Regions from separate parts of the Homo sapiens genome. Here region 1 is linked to region 2. A link is an interaction called in ENCODE POLR2A ChIA-PET data of the cell type or tissue named here. Cell type or tissue: PC-9. All regions are shown on one strand. Links, peaks and the distances in the headings refer to the core of each region. The heading gives the core; the rest is flanking DNA. Region 1 overlaps SIL1 (SIL1 nucleotide exchange factor). Region 2 overlaps SIL1 (SIL1 nucleotide exchange factor).

Region 1 (10,131 bases), core at 3,330-5,829, 210 kb after region 2:
TAAGTGTACGCTCACATTGGGTTGGATACAAAGATTCAAAGAGAAGCAAAGGCCAAAGCAAAAAAATGGGACCAGGAGTAAACTTGCTGGGCGGTCCAGGAAGAGAGGGCAGGAAGACGCAAGCCCTGGTGCCTACCTGTGACCCTTAACGTGAAATTCCTGTCGCACGCATGCCTTTCCCAAAGAGCCATGGACAGTGATCAGTGGCTGAATGGAGGAGCCTCTGTTCCCACTCAGTACCTCTGCTGCAGTGATTTGTTCAAGACCACAGAGCCAGCTGGCAGTCAGAATGAGAAGATGAGTCAGAAACTCTGAGTTTTCAGGATAAGACATGGCCTTCAGATGGCATTTCCCGTGCAGTTAGAGAAGTCCTAGGATCAGAAGTGATGTGTTCCTGCAAAGTTCATGTAAAGCCACCCTCTCCACCCCTGTAACTCACTATGAACTGTGACTTAAATGAGCTGCAGTTTCCCCTTTTGCAAAGGAGAGAAACTGTTGGGGGCTTATCAAGCTAGATGATGCCTTAGAGGGCAAAAGGTGTCCTACATAAAGGAGTGCGGCCCTTGTTTCCAGCCTTCTTCCCCTCCCTCCTTCCGTATCTCTCTCCTTTCCTTCCTGTCTTCCTTCCTCTCTTTCTTCCCTCCCTCCTGTGCTGCTGCCATCTGCCCTCAGATATGTGTAGTGACCACTGGGGGCCCCATTTTTCTCTTGCCATGGCTAATCTTGATGGTGTTCGTGAAGTCTGTACACAGAGGTTCATTCAAACCATATGACTAAGATAATTTCTGTAATTTTTGGTAGAGATGGGGTTTCACTGTGTTGGCCAGGCTGGTCTAGAACTCCTGGCCTCAAGTGATCTGCCCGCCTTGGCCTCCCAAAGTGCTGGGATTACAGGTGTGAGCCACCATGCCTGGCTGGGATATATAAGATTCTTGTTTTCCCTGTGGAACATGGTCTGACTTCTCTGTAGTATTTTGGTAAGTGTCCAGATTACTGTCTATGAGATGACTTACTTAAACTTCATGTTTTCAACTCTGATTTGGTAATACAGTCACATGGCTCAAAATTCAAACGGCACCAGAGGATATGAAAAGTATCCTCCACTGTGTCCTTCCACCGTGTCCCTTTGCTACCCTGCTTCCCTGCCTCAAGGCAACCAGTGTTGTCAGTTTCTTCTAGAGATATTTTTCCATGTTAAAGTAAATATTTCCATATATTGTTTTTACATGAAAGGCAGTTTACTGTAGATTCATCATTCTGTAATTTACTTTTTCTGTTTAACTATATAAGTATTTTGTTTGCTTATTTGGTAGAGATACGGTCTCGCTCTCACCCAAGCTAGAGTGCAGGGGTGCAATCATAGCTTAGTGCAGCTTCAACCTCCTGGGCTCAAGCGATCCTCCTGCCTCAGCCTCCCAAGTAGCTGGGACCACAGGTACGTACCACCATGCCTGGCCAATTTAAAAATTTTTTGTAGAGATGGGGTTTCACTGGGTTGGTCAGGCTGGTAGCACTGTATCTTGAATATCATTCTTTATCAGTCCATAAAGAGCTTCTTAGGAGATAGTTTCTTTGCTTTCAATAGTTGTAGAATGACTCAGGTGGAAACTTTTGGGAAAATGCTTACATTGACCTACGTTTAAAAATGACAGTGCTTCAATTAATTAGACTTATTAGTAGGCAAAATTTATTGTTTAAACGAAGGAGGTATTTGATTGTTGTGTCTAAGAAGTGATTACTGATGGTTTTTTAGAGCCAATATGACTCACAAAACATCTTTGATGTTAAGTTTGGAATGCCTATGTCATTAGTTCTGATTGGGAATCTGTGTAATTCAAAATTTTAGTTTAAAATCTGTTAAGGCAATAAAGAAGCCACATGCTGTGTCTCCTTGGCTGCAGCATGTTCCCTCCATTGTGCTGGGACTGTTCTGTAAGAACCAGGTGTACGGGTCTGTGCTAGGCGTACAATGGCCACCAGGAGCTTTGGACTCTGGAGAGGCCCAAATGCTTTGTCTTTACAATTGTAAAAAGTAAAAAGTAAAAAACTTGGCCAGGCGCAGTGTCTCACATCTATAATCCCAACACTTTGGGAGGCTGAGGTGGGCAGATCACCTGAGGTCAGGAGTTTGAGACCAGGCTGGCCAACATGGTGAAACCCTGTCTCTACTAAAAATACAAAATTAGCTGGGCATGGTGGCGCATGCCTGTAATCCCAGCTACTTGGGAGGCAGAGGCAGAATTGCTTGAACCCGGGAGATGGATGTTGCATTGAGCCGAGATCACGCCATTGCACTCTAGCCTGGGTGACAAGAGCAAAACTCTTGTCTCAAAAAATAAAAAGCTCAACTATTTTCATTTTCTCTGTTGAAACCTGCTGACAAGTTAGGCTTGCTTCTAGATCCAGGTGGCCAGCTGGTTGGGCCGTGGCCCTTTCCATGGTCATGCTCCTGGTAAAGAGATTATCCTCAGGGTAGGGGATGAGATGGGTGTAGTAAGAGGGCTCCATTTAGAGTGTTTGCCAGGGCAGTCACTTTAATGCTTCTATGAGAGCCAGGCTATGCAGGAATACAAAAGCCATATATCATGCCCTTTAGAGGAGTGTGAGGGTTTAGACTCCTCAGGGCCAGCTGAAAACTTCTAGAGGTCCTACACATTGAAAAGAATATGGTGCCCTATCTTCCCTGACCTCCCTGCCTTCATGAATAGGTAATGCAAAATAAAAATAATTCTAAATTTTAGGTTAAGTCCTCTGGTCCCAGAATGGATGACTAGTTAGATTTTTTTTTTAATAATGCAATCCCAGCACTGTGGGAGGCCGAGTGGGTAGATCAATTGAGGCCAGGAGTTTGAGACCAGCCTGGCCAACATGGTGAAACCCCATCTGTACCAAAAAAGATACAAAAAGCAACCAAGAGTGGTGGTGTGTGCCTGTAGTCCCAGCTACTTGGGAGGCTGAGGTGGGAGGATCACTTAAGGAGATTACAGTGAGCTGTGATCATGCCACTGCACTCCAGCCTGGGTGACAGAGCCAGGCCCTGTCTCAAAATAAATAAAATAAAATAAAATAAAATAAAATAAAATAAAATAAAATAAAATAATCTATCATAAATAAAACAAAATAGTGCATCAAATATCAAATTGACCCAATTTTTTTTCCCCTCCCATGTTTTAGGTACCTATGTTGTGCCCAAGGACAAATTGAGTCTTTCTGTTGTCTGATCCAATCTCAGGAGTTTCTGATTCTCCTGAGAAGCTGCCCTTTTCCAAGGATTTGGGGGCAGGAATTATTTTACAATGTCAAGAAGTTTGAAGTTAAAATTGTTTTTGTTTATATTTACAAATATCTTTATCTGAACAGAACTTTAAAGTAGCTCTGAAATTTTTCTTCAAGAAATGTATTTTCTTTTTGAGTGTTCCATGATGAAATCAGTCTTAATTTCAGTTCAACTAGTGTGTAAAAACACACAGTGAGTGATTATTAGTCCCCGAAGGAGGCAAGACAGATGGAGCCTAGAATGGAATTGGCTTTATGATTAATTGAATCCTTGAAGAGTTGAATAGAGTTAGAGCTGATTCTGCCCAATCAGTGCCTTGAGAGGGCTGGTGTTGTCCTGCGCCTGGGAGAGGAAAGGGTCACAATAACCCAGATTTATCCTCTATTAAAATGGATTGGATGTATGCACCAGACGGTTCCCATTTTTAAACCATTGATGCAGGATAATTGGAATGGAAACAAACAAGATTAGAACTAGATTACAGGTATTTGTGCAAGTTGCGTCCTAAATCAATCAGAGTCCGTGATTTGTTCAGAGGGTGCATTATCATTAGAGTGAATCATTGAAACTCAGAGACACATCTGGAGCTGTCCAGCCAGGAGGGGAAGCAGGGGAAGGGCAGCAGAGAGCTGCTTGGAGTTGGGAACTAGGTACAACTCCAGAGTGCTTTTCTGTCTTTCTGGGCAGAAATCTTCCAGAGAGAATTTTAATTTAATTTTGCTCTTTTTTCTTTCCAGCAGGGATGCATAATGTATAGGTTTGAAATAACTGCCTCTTTGCTATAGTGAATGGACGCTTTTTTAATGTTTGGATCAAACAGACACCTGGGGTAGCTGCTGCCTGTGGGGACCCTGCAATCCAGAGGGAGGGAAGGGAGAGGGCCTGGCGCTGTAGGTGGACTAGCCATGTTAATCACAAAGTCCATTAGGATGATGGGTGCCCTGCTGCCTTGCCAGGGAGCCTGTTAGTACAGAACATCATCTGTGGAGCTGGAGATTGCAGGGTTTGCCTTCATCAGCGGGCTCTACTTCACTGGCCAGTCGCTGAGGGAGGAAGTCCACGTTCCCGCCCACAGCTCTGCCACCACTTATCTCTAGCCATGGCCATGGGGTGGGAGGTGATGCAAATATGTACAGGGGCCCCTGACTCAGTGTGACTCTGACCTAGTCCTGAACTCAGGAGTCTGGACACATGGGATACAGTCTTGGGTCGACAGTCAGAGAACTGACTTTTAAGCCATCATTTTACTTCTGTGAGACTTTAAGTCTCTGTGAAAACAAGAGCACTAGATATGAGGTTCTTTCTGGCTTGAGAAGTGTGCCCTGAGTTCCTTCCTTCCTGAATTGTATACCCATGCCAAGTCCCTGGCAGCGTGCTGGGTTAGGCCCATAGAAGCTTCACGTGATAGGCAAGTCTCACCCTTACCTTTGAACTACACTGGTTTGTTTCTCTTCATTTTTCCATTTTGAGCTGCCGTGAGTCAGGCTGCAGGCAGCTCATTTACACAGGAGTCAGCCTGAAGGAAGGTGGCTTGAAGTCTACTTTCATTTTGTCATGGGAGGTGTTTTCCTGTGGAATCGCTAATCAGGCAGGTCAAAGGGAACCATAAGGGATCTCACTCATCCCTAGATGGAAACAAGTACAGCAAAGCCATCTCAGAAGGAGACCAAAAACACACAAAAACAACTCCCCTGACAGCATTTCTTAACTCTGGCACTCTCAAAATTGAACATACTTAAAATATCCCCAAGGGATGGAGGTGAGGTTTCTTGGTCCCACATCAGAGCTGGTGAACCAGGGCCCATGCCACACCCTTAGGATGCTATAGAGATAAGAGCTGAGCCCTGCTTCTCTTCTCCCCATGTGCCCACTGCCATGTCCTGCCATTACCTCGGCCCCTCTAGCTGCTCTGGCTGTAGCTTCCACTGCTGCCGTTGTGCCAGGCACAAATGAGTTTAATTTGCCTATTTTGCTGGTGTCCCCTTTGTGAAGAATAGCGCCTGAGAAGCATCTCATCCCCTGTGTCTGATACAGCCTTTGTTCTTATCAGAGGCATCGCCCTGCTTTCCAGCTTAGACTCAGCTGGACCCTTTGCCCACACCCTAGCTTGGGCCCTCAAGAGCAAGAAGTGGTCAGATTTTCCTTCCTGCTTTTGTCTGGGTATAAGGGGATGGTAGGGGTTGGTAATCCCACTTGGGAGGCTATGCCTGATTCTCTAGAGCTCACAGGCCTCAAGAATGCATAAGAGGCTGGGTGCAGTGGCTCATGCCTGTAATCCTAGCACTTTGGGAGGCTAAGGTGGGTGGATCACCTGAGGTCAGGAGTTTGAGACCAGCCTGGCCAACAGGGCAAAACCCAATCTCTACTAAAAATACAAAAATTAGCCAGGCATGGTGGCACATGCCTGTAGTCCCAGCTGTTTGGGAGGCTGAGGCAGGAGAATCGCTTGAACCTAGGAGGCACAGGTTGCAGTGAGCCAAGATCACCCCACTGCACTCCAGCCTGGGTGACAGAGTCTCCAGAGTGAGACTCTGTCTCAAAAAAAAAAAAACAAAAGCAAACAAAAAAAAAAACACCGTAAGAGAGGGAGGGTTGGTGGGATAGTATCAGTCCTGCCTGAGACTAAGTAATCCTTGGCATCCAGGTTCTAAGGAGTTCATTCCTCTTTTGTACTTGAGCCTGGATATTATCTCTCATCTGCCTTGAGTGCTGTTTCTCCTGAAGTCCTGCAAGCACAGCTGCTCTATTCAGTGACAAGAGGACAGACCAGACACTTGAGCCTGCTGGTTATATAAGGTGCAGGAGATCTTATTCAGTGCCTTCCTCAGCCTTTGATTTTTCAGATCTTGATTGGAACCTATCCTCTGCACCAGGATTAGCTACCTTTGCTAATCCCCCGACATAGCCCAGTGTGACAGGAAGCTTTGATTTTAGCCTTCAGGATGACACACACTACTTGTGGCCTCCTGTCCCACCTATCTGCCTGATGCCCAGAGCTGTGGGCAGGGTATGTATCATGGAGATGGCTGGATGAGCTGTTTCCAGCAGAGGAAGCTCTTGTCTAGTGGTGGTTAGGGTCCATCTCTGGGAGGAGGGATGCTCACTTGGCATGTGTCTCACAGAGACTGTGTCTGTCTGCTTGGGCATCACTGTCATTCATGTTCATAGTTTCTGCCAGACGTCACTCTTGGGAGTAGAGTTCTGTGTTGGGGAGGGGTGGAGCGTGGGAGTCCGGGCAGGGTAGAGTGGGTGGTTGGACGGGAATCTCCTTGGACACACATCTGTGTGTCGCATGGGTAAGATTGGACCTGTCCTTTCTCTGCCTCCCTTTGTGTGGCACTCCAGCCTCTGGACTACTAGGTGGGTGTGATTGATTTCTTTTTTCTTTTTTTTTTTTCGAGACAAAATCTCGCTCTGTCGCCCAGGCTGGAGTGCAGTGGCGCGATCTCGGCTCACTGCAAGCTCCTCCGCCCGGGTTCACGCCATTCTCCTGCCTCAGCCTCCCGAGTACCTGGGACTACAGGCATCTGCCACCACGCCTGGCTAATTTTTTGTACTTATAGTAGAGAAAGGCTTTCACCATGTTAGCCAGGATGGTCTCAATCTCCTGACCTCGTGATCCGCCCTCCTCGGCCTCCCAAAGTGCTGGGATGACAGGTGTGAGCCACCGCGCCCGGCCTTTTTTTTTTTTTTTTTTTTTTTTTTTTGAGACAGTGTCTCACTCTGTCACCCAGAATGGAGTGCAGTGGCATGATCTTGGCTCACTGCACCCTCTGCCTTCTGGGTTCAAGTGATTCTCGTGCCTCAGCCCCCCTGAGTTGCTGGGACTAATAGGTGCAAGCCGCCATGCCTGGCTAATTTTTGTATTTTTAGCAGAGATGGTGTTTCACCATGTTGCCCAGGCTGGCCTCGAACTCCTAACCTTAGGTGATCTGCCTGCCTCAGCCTCCCAAAGTGCTGGGATTACAGGCATGAGCCACCACGCCCAACTGGTAGGTGTGATTCTTGATGGCACACAGGAAGAGGAAGACTAAGCCAAGGAGTGGTCATGTCTAAGGGCTTCCCGCCAAGAGGATGCTTTTTGGAATAGTGCTTGATGCCACCCTCCACCCATGGGTGTTTTGTTAAAAGGTTAACTTTGCTAAACATCTGAAAAGAACTATGCTAGGGAAGTTCTGTCCTAGGGAGATGCCATCCAGGGATGCAGAGGGCCGCAGAGACCAGGAGCACCGGCATCCCACTGACTTGTACAGTGACCTTGGCCAAACCCCTTGGCCTCTCCTGCCCTTTACTTGAAGTGGGGAATATTCTCCTGCTCCTGCTGGAGCCATGGAGAGATAGATGAAATTGTCTCTATAAAATGCTCTGATTGTTTTGGAAGAAAAATGTTGTATCACTGCCAGTTGTTGTTGTTATTAACAGTGACACTTAAAAATCGATAGGGCATCGCTCTGAGGAGCTGCAAATACTGCCTGTGGCTGTTTGTTTTCCAATTTATTCTCACCTTTTCCTAATGGAGGGAGGGGCAGATGCTGCCCACCCTGCACACCTTGCTGGTGGTTGGGAGGATTTATCTTGAGGTGATGAGAACAAATGGGGCCGGTGAACTGGACAAATGCATTTGCCAGCTGGGTTTGTTGCCCATGGCAAACATGCTCAGGGAAGCCAGCTCATTTGACAAAAGTTTACTGAATTTCAACTCTGTTACACTCTTAGAGGATAGGAAGATGCATTTGGCATGGTTACTGTCCTCAAAATGTTTAGAGTCTAGACCAAGACATGAAGAATATTTAGAAAAAAGTACCTACAACATGTCAGGCACCGAGCTGAGAGTCACTGCATGCTCTCATTGAATCTGGCCAAGTAAGTACTGTTATGGAGTAAAGACAATTACTATTTCCATTTTATGCATGGAGAAACTGAGGCTTGGGGAGGTTAAGTACTTGCCTAGTGTCGCCCAGCTAGACTGTGTCAGAGCCAAGACATGAACCCAGGCAGCGTGACTTCAAAGCCAGACTTCTAACCACAGTGTGGTGCCAAGTGGTGATAAATGCTGAGAGAGAGAAAAAAAAAAGAGAGAGAGATTGAGAGCACGCGAGAGCAGGCGTGAGCGTGGGAGAGCAAGTGCTTTTCCTACAGGACTGACTTGGGTGAGATTTGCGCATCTGGGACAGAACAGAAACTCCAGTCCCTGCCCATCACTGGCCCACATACAATTTGGGTTCCTGTTGTTTTCTCTGTCCATGAATCATACTGAGCTTCACTCCTTGCCTTTATTTTCATGTGCCATCAGTCAGATCTAATCCCAGGGGGGAATATCCTGGTGCATGTGTATCAGGAGTGGGCAGTGGATAAGAAACTTGATTTCAGTGCCCCACTAGTCCCATGAAATGACTCTCATGAAATACTCCCATATGATCTGGACTCTGGGGAGGATAATTTGGGGACTCTCCCCTCCTTTTTTGTTACATTGGTTCTGATGCCTCCATAGTTGGATTCTCCAGTGGAGTCCTGCATTCACTTGCTCCCTCTTGCCAAGGGATCTTTTGGAGACTGTTGAGAACCTGAGTCACCTCTGAGGCATGAGTGCCATTATCAGCTTGTGGTCCGAGACCCAGAATGCTTCTCACAAGAAATCTCCTTCTTACTGGAGACAGGCACCCAGGGTAAACTTTTTTTTTTTTTTTTTTTTGGAGACAGAGTCTCACTCTGTTGCCCAGGCTAGAGGGCAGTGACGTGATCTTGGCTTGCTGCAACCTCCGCCACCTGGGTTCAAGCGATTCTCCTGCCTCAGCCTCTCAGCCTCTCAAGTAGCTGGGATTACAAGTATGCGCCACCAGAGCCAGCAAATTTTTGTATCTTTTATAGAAATGGGGTTTCTCCATGTTGGCCAGGCTAGTCTCAAACCCCTGACCTCAAGTGATCCGCCTGCCTCGGCCTCCCTAAGTGCTGGGATTACAGGCGAGAGCCACCATACCTGGCCCAGGGTGAACCTCTCATAAGAACATGAGGCTGCCATGGCAGCATTAGACCTGCCACACTGGGAGGAGAGTTTGCCTGTTGTTACCAAGCACAGGAGAGGGACTCTGCCACTGGGGAGGGGGTCAAGCACAGTATTTTTAGCAAGCAATCCTTTACTGTTTATTCAGCCACTTTAAAAATAGATACCACCCTTTCTTTCTAATTGGCACCATTTTTCATCCTCTGTCCTTGCTTTTCATACACTGAGCTGTTCATGAATATTTATTTACATTCCCAGAGGCAACTCCATATATGTGTGTGTGCATGCATGTGCCTCTAAAACTCACTGTGCCCTCCTTCCTTTCCCTCATGAAAAGTGACACAGTGGAAGTCTGGGATGGAAGGGCAAGGGCCCTTGCCTTTGAATACCTTTCTTGATGCTGCAACTGATGAGTTTCCAGACCTCTCTTTTGGACCCCTGCTTGTCTCTTAGGTTACCTCCTTCCCTGCCATGGGACTCATAGACTGGTTGTCCAAACTGTCCACCTTTTTTAGCACTTAGCCAACTTTAAGCACCCATACCACACCTCCAACCTCTTTGCCTGACTAAAATGCCTCCTCTCGGCAGTCAAGTCTAGGATCCCTGAGGTGCTTTGATGAAGCACCCTGGCATGGACATTCAGCTCTTCAGACTTCTTATTTCATTGTTCTTGGCAAAGGCTAGAAGAGGCAAGTTCATAGGCAAAATGTGGAAACAACCCTAATATCTGTCAACTTTATCTTTTGACTTCATCTCTTTTTCCTCAGTATAACCGCTTCCTGTCAGCCATGCTGACACACAGGCCCCTAGCGGTTTTTGTAAAGCAAGAGCCTAGAGCCCCCTTTGGGGGTGT
Region 2 (6,897 bases), core at 4,336-6,835:
GCGGCCGCCTGGAATTGTGGGAGTTGTGTCTGCCACTCGGCTGCCGGAGGCCGAAGGTAGGGGCGGTGAGGGCCGCCCGGCCCTGGAGCTGGGCGGGGGGCTCAGGGCGCTTCCTGGGCCTCCTCCTGCCGGCGGCCTCGGCGCCTTCCCAGCAGTGTTCTGGGGACCCACACATCCTCACTAGTGTCTCCAAAGCGGGACGTCCAAGTGGGCCCGGGGCTCCCTGCCGAAGGCCTACCTTTCTTATCTTTCCCACTCAGAATGTCTCCATTCACCTCTTTATTGGCAGGAGATGGGGCCGTGGAAATTTGAGATTGGCTTTGGCTCCGCACCTGTTTTTAGTGCCCTTGCCTGTTTCATTCTCCCAGCCTAAGTTTCCGTATCTGTCCGAAGAAGGGGTGGTTTGGTGTTGATCTCCGAGACCCGTGTGTCTCTTCCCATGTGGAATTATTGTCACTCTCTTATTGCTTGTTTTTCTTTGTCCTGGAAAATTTGCCTTTAGAGGTTACAGACTGGTTAGTGTTATCTCTCGGATCGTCTAGGGGCTTTGTGCATAAGCCTTGGGCTCCATTCCCTGGGATTTCCGATAAGATGGTGCGTGGGCAGCTGTACCCCAGGGGGTTCTCATTCAGGTGGTCCCGGAATCCTGGCTTTGAAAATCCCTGCTTCAGAAGTCAGGAGAGAATGACTTGACATATGAGCCCCTGGAATGGGGCTCTGAGTGGGAAAAGCCAGGAATCAGGAAATGCTAACACGTGTGAGGCTGGGGCTTTCTTTGCACCGGAGGAATTAGAATGCCATTTGATGTCTTTTAAAAATATTTGACTACCTATATATGTAAGATCAGTTTTCTAATATTCTTAAATGCCTGGCTTCGTTTAAAGTTCAGTTGGCTTTCCCACCTCAATAAACCTAAATAAAAACATGATCTGAGAGATGGGGCGGGGGTTAAGTTAACCCAAACTAAGTAGACAGGAGGAGAATGAAACTTACATATTTGCTAAGAGAAGAAAGTGATGTGTTTATAAACAGTTTTTTTTTTTTTTTTTTTTTTTTGAGGCGGAGTTTCGCTCTTGTTTCTCAGGCTGGAGTGCAATGGTGCCATCTCGACTCACAGCAACCTCCGCCTCCCAGGTTCAAGCGATTCTCCTGCCTCACCTTCCCGATTAGCAGGGATTACAGGCATGCGCCATCGTGCCCGGCTAATTTTCTATTTTTAATAGAGACAGGGTTTCTCCATGTTGATCAGGCTGGTCTCGAACTCCTGACCTCAGGTGATCTGTCTACCTCGGCCTCCCAAAGTGCTGGGATTACAGGCATGAGCCACCTCGCCTGGCATATAAACAGGTTTTTTTTTGACATTGTGAAAGATATTTTGTTGTGTGTGTGTGTCTTTTCTGCTCTCACCCCACCCAAGTTTTTTTCTTTTCTGATAAAAGTATAGCCAGATTTGGGGATTGGGTAGGATTTTGATGGGAGCCAGAGTGTAACGATATTGGGATTGATATTTGTATAACATGGGTCAGAACTTGGTCTGTGGTTTTGAGAACATGGCTCTCGGGTTTTTAAGATGGTGTTACCACACCACATTTATTTCCCCTTTCTTTCATTTGTTTAGTGAATTTAATCTGCTCATGAATACATGTGCTGTTTTAATGAAATTGGCAATAGAAGAGACGTTCTGCTCCCATTTTACAGGTGATGGAAATGTTAGTAGGGATGCGGCAGTCCAGGAATGAAAAGTTGCCTAGTACTTTGATTCCCACTTACTTCCCCTTCCCTGCTGTTTTCTGAAGGCCAGCTATTACTTCTCTACTGAGGCCAACTGTGAGCCCTGGTGTGTTTCATTGGCAGGAGAAGAGGCTAATTAAGTGAAACTGAAAGGTAACAAAATGGATTTTAAAATAACTGACATGTGGGAACTTGATCCACCAATGAATGTTCTCCTTTAGAGTGATGTGTGCAGGTGTAGGTGGTGGGAGTTGAGGATGGCGTGCCTAAGTGATTTGGCTGTTGTCCAAGGCAGTTTTGAAAATCCACCTCTGGAATTGTTTTCAGAGACCTTTTTGAACCATGCGAGAGATCAGTTTCTTTAATATATTAAACCATACTGTATTATTATTATTATTATTTTTCAGATGGGGTCTCACACTGTGGTTCAGGCCGGAGTGCAGTGGCATAATCATAGCTCACTGCAACCTTGAACTCCTGGGCTTAAGTAATACTCTCACTAAAGCCTCCTGAGTAGTTGGGACTACAGGGGCGCACCACCAGGCCCAGCTAATTTTGTAATTTTAATTTTTGTAGAGACAGGGTCTCGCTGTGTTGCCCAGGCTGTTTTTGAATTCCTGGCCTCAAGCGATTCTTCTGTCTTGGCCTCCTAAAATGTTGAGATTACAGGCGTGAGCCACTGCACACAGCCTATATATATTTAACCCCGAATGGCATGGGTAAGCAACCTTGTCACCTGCCTTGTCTTCAGATGAGTTAACAGTTCTTTTGAAGTGGAAATAACAGATTTTTGGAGGGTGGTGAACATGAGTTTTAATTCTGAGTCTACCACTTATTAGCCACATAACCTTGGATAAGTTACTTCACCTCTGGGGCTCAATGTACCACTACATAACAGTGGGAATAGGGCCGGGCATGGTGGCTCACGCCTGTAATCCCAGCACTTTGGGAGGCCAAGGTGGGCGGATCACGAGGTCAGGAGATCGAGACCATCCTGGCTAACACGGTGAAACCCCGTCTCTACTAAAAATACAAAAAATTACCCGGGCGAGGTGGTGGGTGCCTGTAGTCCCAGCTACTCAGGAGGCTGAGGCAGGAGAATGGCGTGAACCTGGGAAGCGGAGCTTGCAGTGAGCGGAGATCACGCCATTCACTCCAGCCTGGGCGACAGAGCGAGACTCCGTCTCAAAACAAAACAAAACAAAACAAAAAAAACTGGGAATAATATTTACTTTGAAGGGTGGTTAAATGACGTATTACACATGAAAGCTCTTGGGACATAGGAATGCAATAAATGTTTTCACCCTCAAAGAATGAAGATTTGCCGTTAATGAGAATATTCAAAAGAACATGAGAGTCTCTGGCCGGGTGCGGTGGCTCACACCTGTAATCCCAGCACTTTGGGAGGCTGAGGTGGGTGGATCACCTGAGGTCGGGAGTTCAAGACCAGCCTGACCAACATGGAGAAACCCCGTCTCTACTAAAAATGCAAAATTAGCCGGGCGTGGTGGCGCATGCCTGTAATCCCAGCTACTCGGGAGGCTGAGGCAGGAGAATCACTTGAACTCGGGAGGCGGAGGTTGCAATGAGCCGAGATCATTGTGCCATTGCACTCCAGCCTGGGTGATAGAGCGAGAGATTCTGTCTCAAAAAAAAAAAAAAAGGCTCTGAAAGGAAGTTGTACCTTTTTCGAAATAGGTGGATTCTCTTTTTCACATACTTGTGGATTCATACTCTGACCTGCTCAGCCTCCCCCTGTCTTTCTTCATTCATTTTCTGTCCTTTCCTAAGTGAAGTTTTGCTGCAGAGGCTGTCTGCCAGTCTCTTGTAGTAAGCCTCTTTTCAGGAGAGCTAATCTGAACTCTCTTACAATGCTAGTCCCTTAGTCGCTATTCCTAGGGATTTTTTTCTGGGGGCTCCAGATGGTGCTTGGATCACGCTCTGTAGCACAGCCATCTCTAACTCCTGGATTTGGTGTCAATTTGGAGACCCATCCTGTGGAGCTAATCTTCTCTCTTTCTGAGCAAGGATGAATACTTTATCCTTTTCTGAGTCGGCCTTAAACTGCAAACCTTAGTCTTCTACAGCAGAGAGTCTTGTATTTTAATTATACGTAGACTAAAGACGGAATAGCATGCCCTTTTCTTTTCTTCCTTTACTTTCACCAAGGATTTCACTGCTGAGTAGGGGAGTAGGAGAATAGCCTGTTGCCATTCAGAGTGAGGCCTTGGGTAACCCCTGATTCCTAGCATAAGCAATAACTGAGTTCATCTTTGGGACAAAAACCTTGTAAAAGATTCGGGCTGCTCAGACACATGTGGAGAACCTCAAGCTAGGAATTTTCCTAGCTTGTGAGGAGTTTACACCTGGCATTCTTACTTTTGCAAATTTGTACCCAGAATCCAGTAGCAACAAAACTATATTCAGCCCAGACTTGTAGTTCCTTCAGGTTCCACCAGGCAGCTGTAAGACATGGCTGTGATTATGCTGGCTGGCCATGTTTGCCTTCATCCTCCTAATACTGCCCTTGGCTTTGGTATTGAGAAGGAAGTGGCATAATCAATTCATGAGTAACATTCTCTGCCAAAGTGGAAATCAGGGGCAGAGAGTTGTGAGCATAGGACTAGACAAATGGAAAGAGCCAGCCTTGCCTCAGGAATGCTGCTAAAGTGCTGTGAATCCGTGACAACCACTGTGTTTCTTGGTGTCACCTCATTTGTGAAATGGGAATGCCTTCATTGATCTCTCTCTTGAGAAGAGTGGACCACCATGCCAGTTTTCCCAGGACAGAGGGATATCCGTATGTGGGACTTTTAGTGCCAAAAGCAGGAAAGTCCGGGGCAAACCAGGACAAGTTAGTTACCCTACCCATGACCATTATACAAGTTAATGAACACTGTGCCCTTAGGGTTCATCTAAGACTCAACCCTTTGGGTTCATCTAATTATTTTTCAACCTTTTGTTCATTATCATATTTTGAGACTTTTTTTCCCTTAATTGTCTACTCCCCAGTGGAATGTTTTTTTGAGAGGGAGTCTCACTCTGTCGCCCAGGCTGGAGTGCAGTGGTGTGATCTCTGCTCACTGTGGCCTCTGCCTCCTGGGTTCAAGTGATTCTTGTGCTTCAGCCTCCTGAGTAACTGGGATTATAGGCGCCCACCACCATGCCCAACTAATTTTTGTGTTATTTAGTAGTAGTTTTTGTGTTTTGCCATGTTGGCCAGGCTGGTCTTGAACTCCTGGCCTTAAGTGATCTGCCCACCTCAGTCTCCCAAAGTGCTGGGATTACAGGCATGAGCCATCGTGCCCAGCTACCCCCAATGGAATTTTAATACCACAGATGTACTGTGTATCTGTTTTTGTATTGTGGCCCTTTGGATGGCCACAAACCATTGTAATATCTAACTTTTTTTCCCCCAAGAATCAATTTTCACCCCTTCTGGGCTGTTACTGCACTCACTGAGAATGCATGGTCTTATCTGATATTCTTTCTTTAATGTAGTCATCAAGGCCAGTTTTTTATCCAGAAGAAACAGCTAGTACCACAAGCTTTTTCGTTTCCTTTCCTGTTTTTTTTTTTTTTTTTTTTTTTTTTTTGAGACTGAGTTTCGCTCTTGTTGCCCAGGCTGGAGTGCAATGGCGTGATCTTGGCTCACTGCAACCTCTGCCTCCTGGGTTCAAGTGATTCTCCTGCCTCAGCCTCCTGAGTAGCTGGTACTACAGGCATGTGCCACCACATCTGGCTAATTTTTTTTTTTTTTGGTAGAGACAGTCTCACTGTGTTGCTCAGGCTGGTCTTGAACTTCTGGGCTCAAGCATTTCTCCTGCCTCGGTCTCCCAAAGTACTGGGATTATTAAGTGTGAACCACCACACCCAGCCAAGTTTATTCTTTATTGTTTTAATTTTCTTCCAGTCTTTGGATTTTGAGGTGGTCCATTTATCATCTGCTTCTCTGGTGCCTCTTGGACCTTCCATCTTCACAGCTGGGGCTGCTGTGTTGGCCCAGGTGTCCCCAGACTGGACATCGGAACCTTTGGGAAGAGTCTGATGTTTGGCCCTTGTCACATTTCACATTTCACATCTACAGAGAAATGGGGAAGGGTATGTTTCTGAGGTCTGCTCATAGGCTATGTTGTGACTGAGGAAGTTCTTGATCATCCCTTTTGGTTACCACTTATCATCACTGGCAGAAAAACATCAAAGTGGTCAGTGAACTCATCTCCACATCTGGCTACTTCCATCTCTGCAAGTAGTTTGCTTCTTCAGTCTTGTGATGGGAAAGAGATCTAGAAACTGGAAGAATAATCTGAGATACATCCTAAAGTTCTGGTGAGGAAAGCTAATGCCAATGGACTTTTTTTTTTTTTTTTGAGATGGGGTCTTGCTATGTTGCCCAGGCTAGTCTTGAACTCCTGGGATCAAGCAATCCTTCCACCTCAACCTCCTGAGTAGCTGGGATTACATGCATGTACCACCATGCCTCACTCGCCAGTGGATTTTTTTTTTTTTTTTTTTTTTTGAGACAGCATCTTGCTCTGTTGCCCAGGCTGGAGTGCAGTGGCACAATCTCGGCTCACTGCAACCTCTGCCTCCCAGGTTCAAGTGATTCTTCTGCCTCAGCCTTCCGAGTAGCTGGGACTACAGGCGCCTGCCACCACGCCTGGCTAATTTTTGTATTTTTAGTAGAGATGGGATTTCACCATATTGGCCAGGCTGGTCTCAAACTCCTGGCCTCGAGATCTGCCGGCCTCGGCCTTCCAAAGTGCTGGGATTACAGGCGTGAGCCACTGTGCCTGGCCCTTTTTAAGAGGGTCTCACTCTGTTGCCCACGCTGGAGTATAGTGGTGTGATCATAGCTCATTGCAACCTCCAACTCCTGGGCTCAAGTGATCCTCCCACCTCAGCCTCCCAAGTAGCTAGGACCATGGGTGTGCACCACCATGCCTGGCTAATTTAATTTTTTTTTTTTTTTTTAAAGAGACAGGGTCTTGCTTGCAACATTGCCCAGGCTGATCTTAAATTCCTGGCCTCAAGTGATGCCCTACCTTGGCCTTCTAGAGCACTGGGATTACAAGTGTGAGCCACCATGCCCAGCTATACCAGTGGGCTTTTAAATGGACATTTCTTTACCTCTGGGGATAGTCTCATTTTTGTGAGGCTCCCAAG

Evidence for each region. ChIA-PET counts read pairs that join two places held together with the same protein. Peaks named below come from ENCODE experiments on the same cell type or tissue, not always from the same donor. Only the 100,000 strongest peaks of a DNase experiment are listed, where the experiment ranks them.
Region 1: POLR2A ChIA-PET joins it to region 2 with 12 read pairs; 3 of 35 experiments call an interaction of 5 or more read pairs at or near these places.

Annotation. Positions count from the first base shown.
Region 1 is chr5:138,980,052-138,990,182 of GRCh38, reverse strand. All of the region lies in intron 7 of SIL1 (SIL1 nucleotide exchange factor), which reads left to right. Among named protein-coding and RNA genes, the nearest start is that of LRRTM2, 110 kb to the right of the region's middle. In PC-9, for the core only: no CTCF peak of the experiment used is centred there; a DNase peak (open chromatin) is centred at 4,722; H3K27ac peaks cover 706 bases.
Region 2 is chr5:139,191,428-139,198,324 of GRCh38, reverse strand. It overlaps SIL1 (SIL1 nucleotide exchange factor), which reads left to right. Exons shown (of 10, transcript NM_022464.5): 1 at 1-56. Among named protein-coding and RNA genes, the nearest start is that of SIL1, 3.5 kb to the left of the region's middle. RefSeq lists a silencer at 1-281. In PC-9, for the core only: no CTCF peak of the experiment used is centred there; no DNase peak of the experiment used is centred there.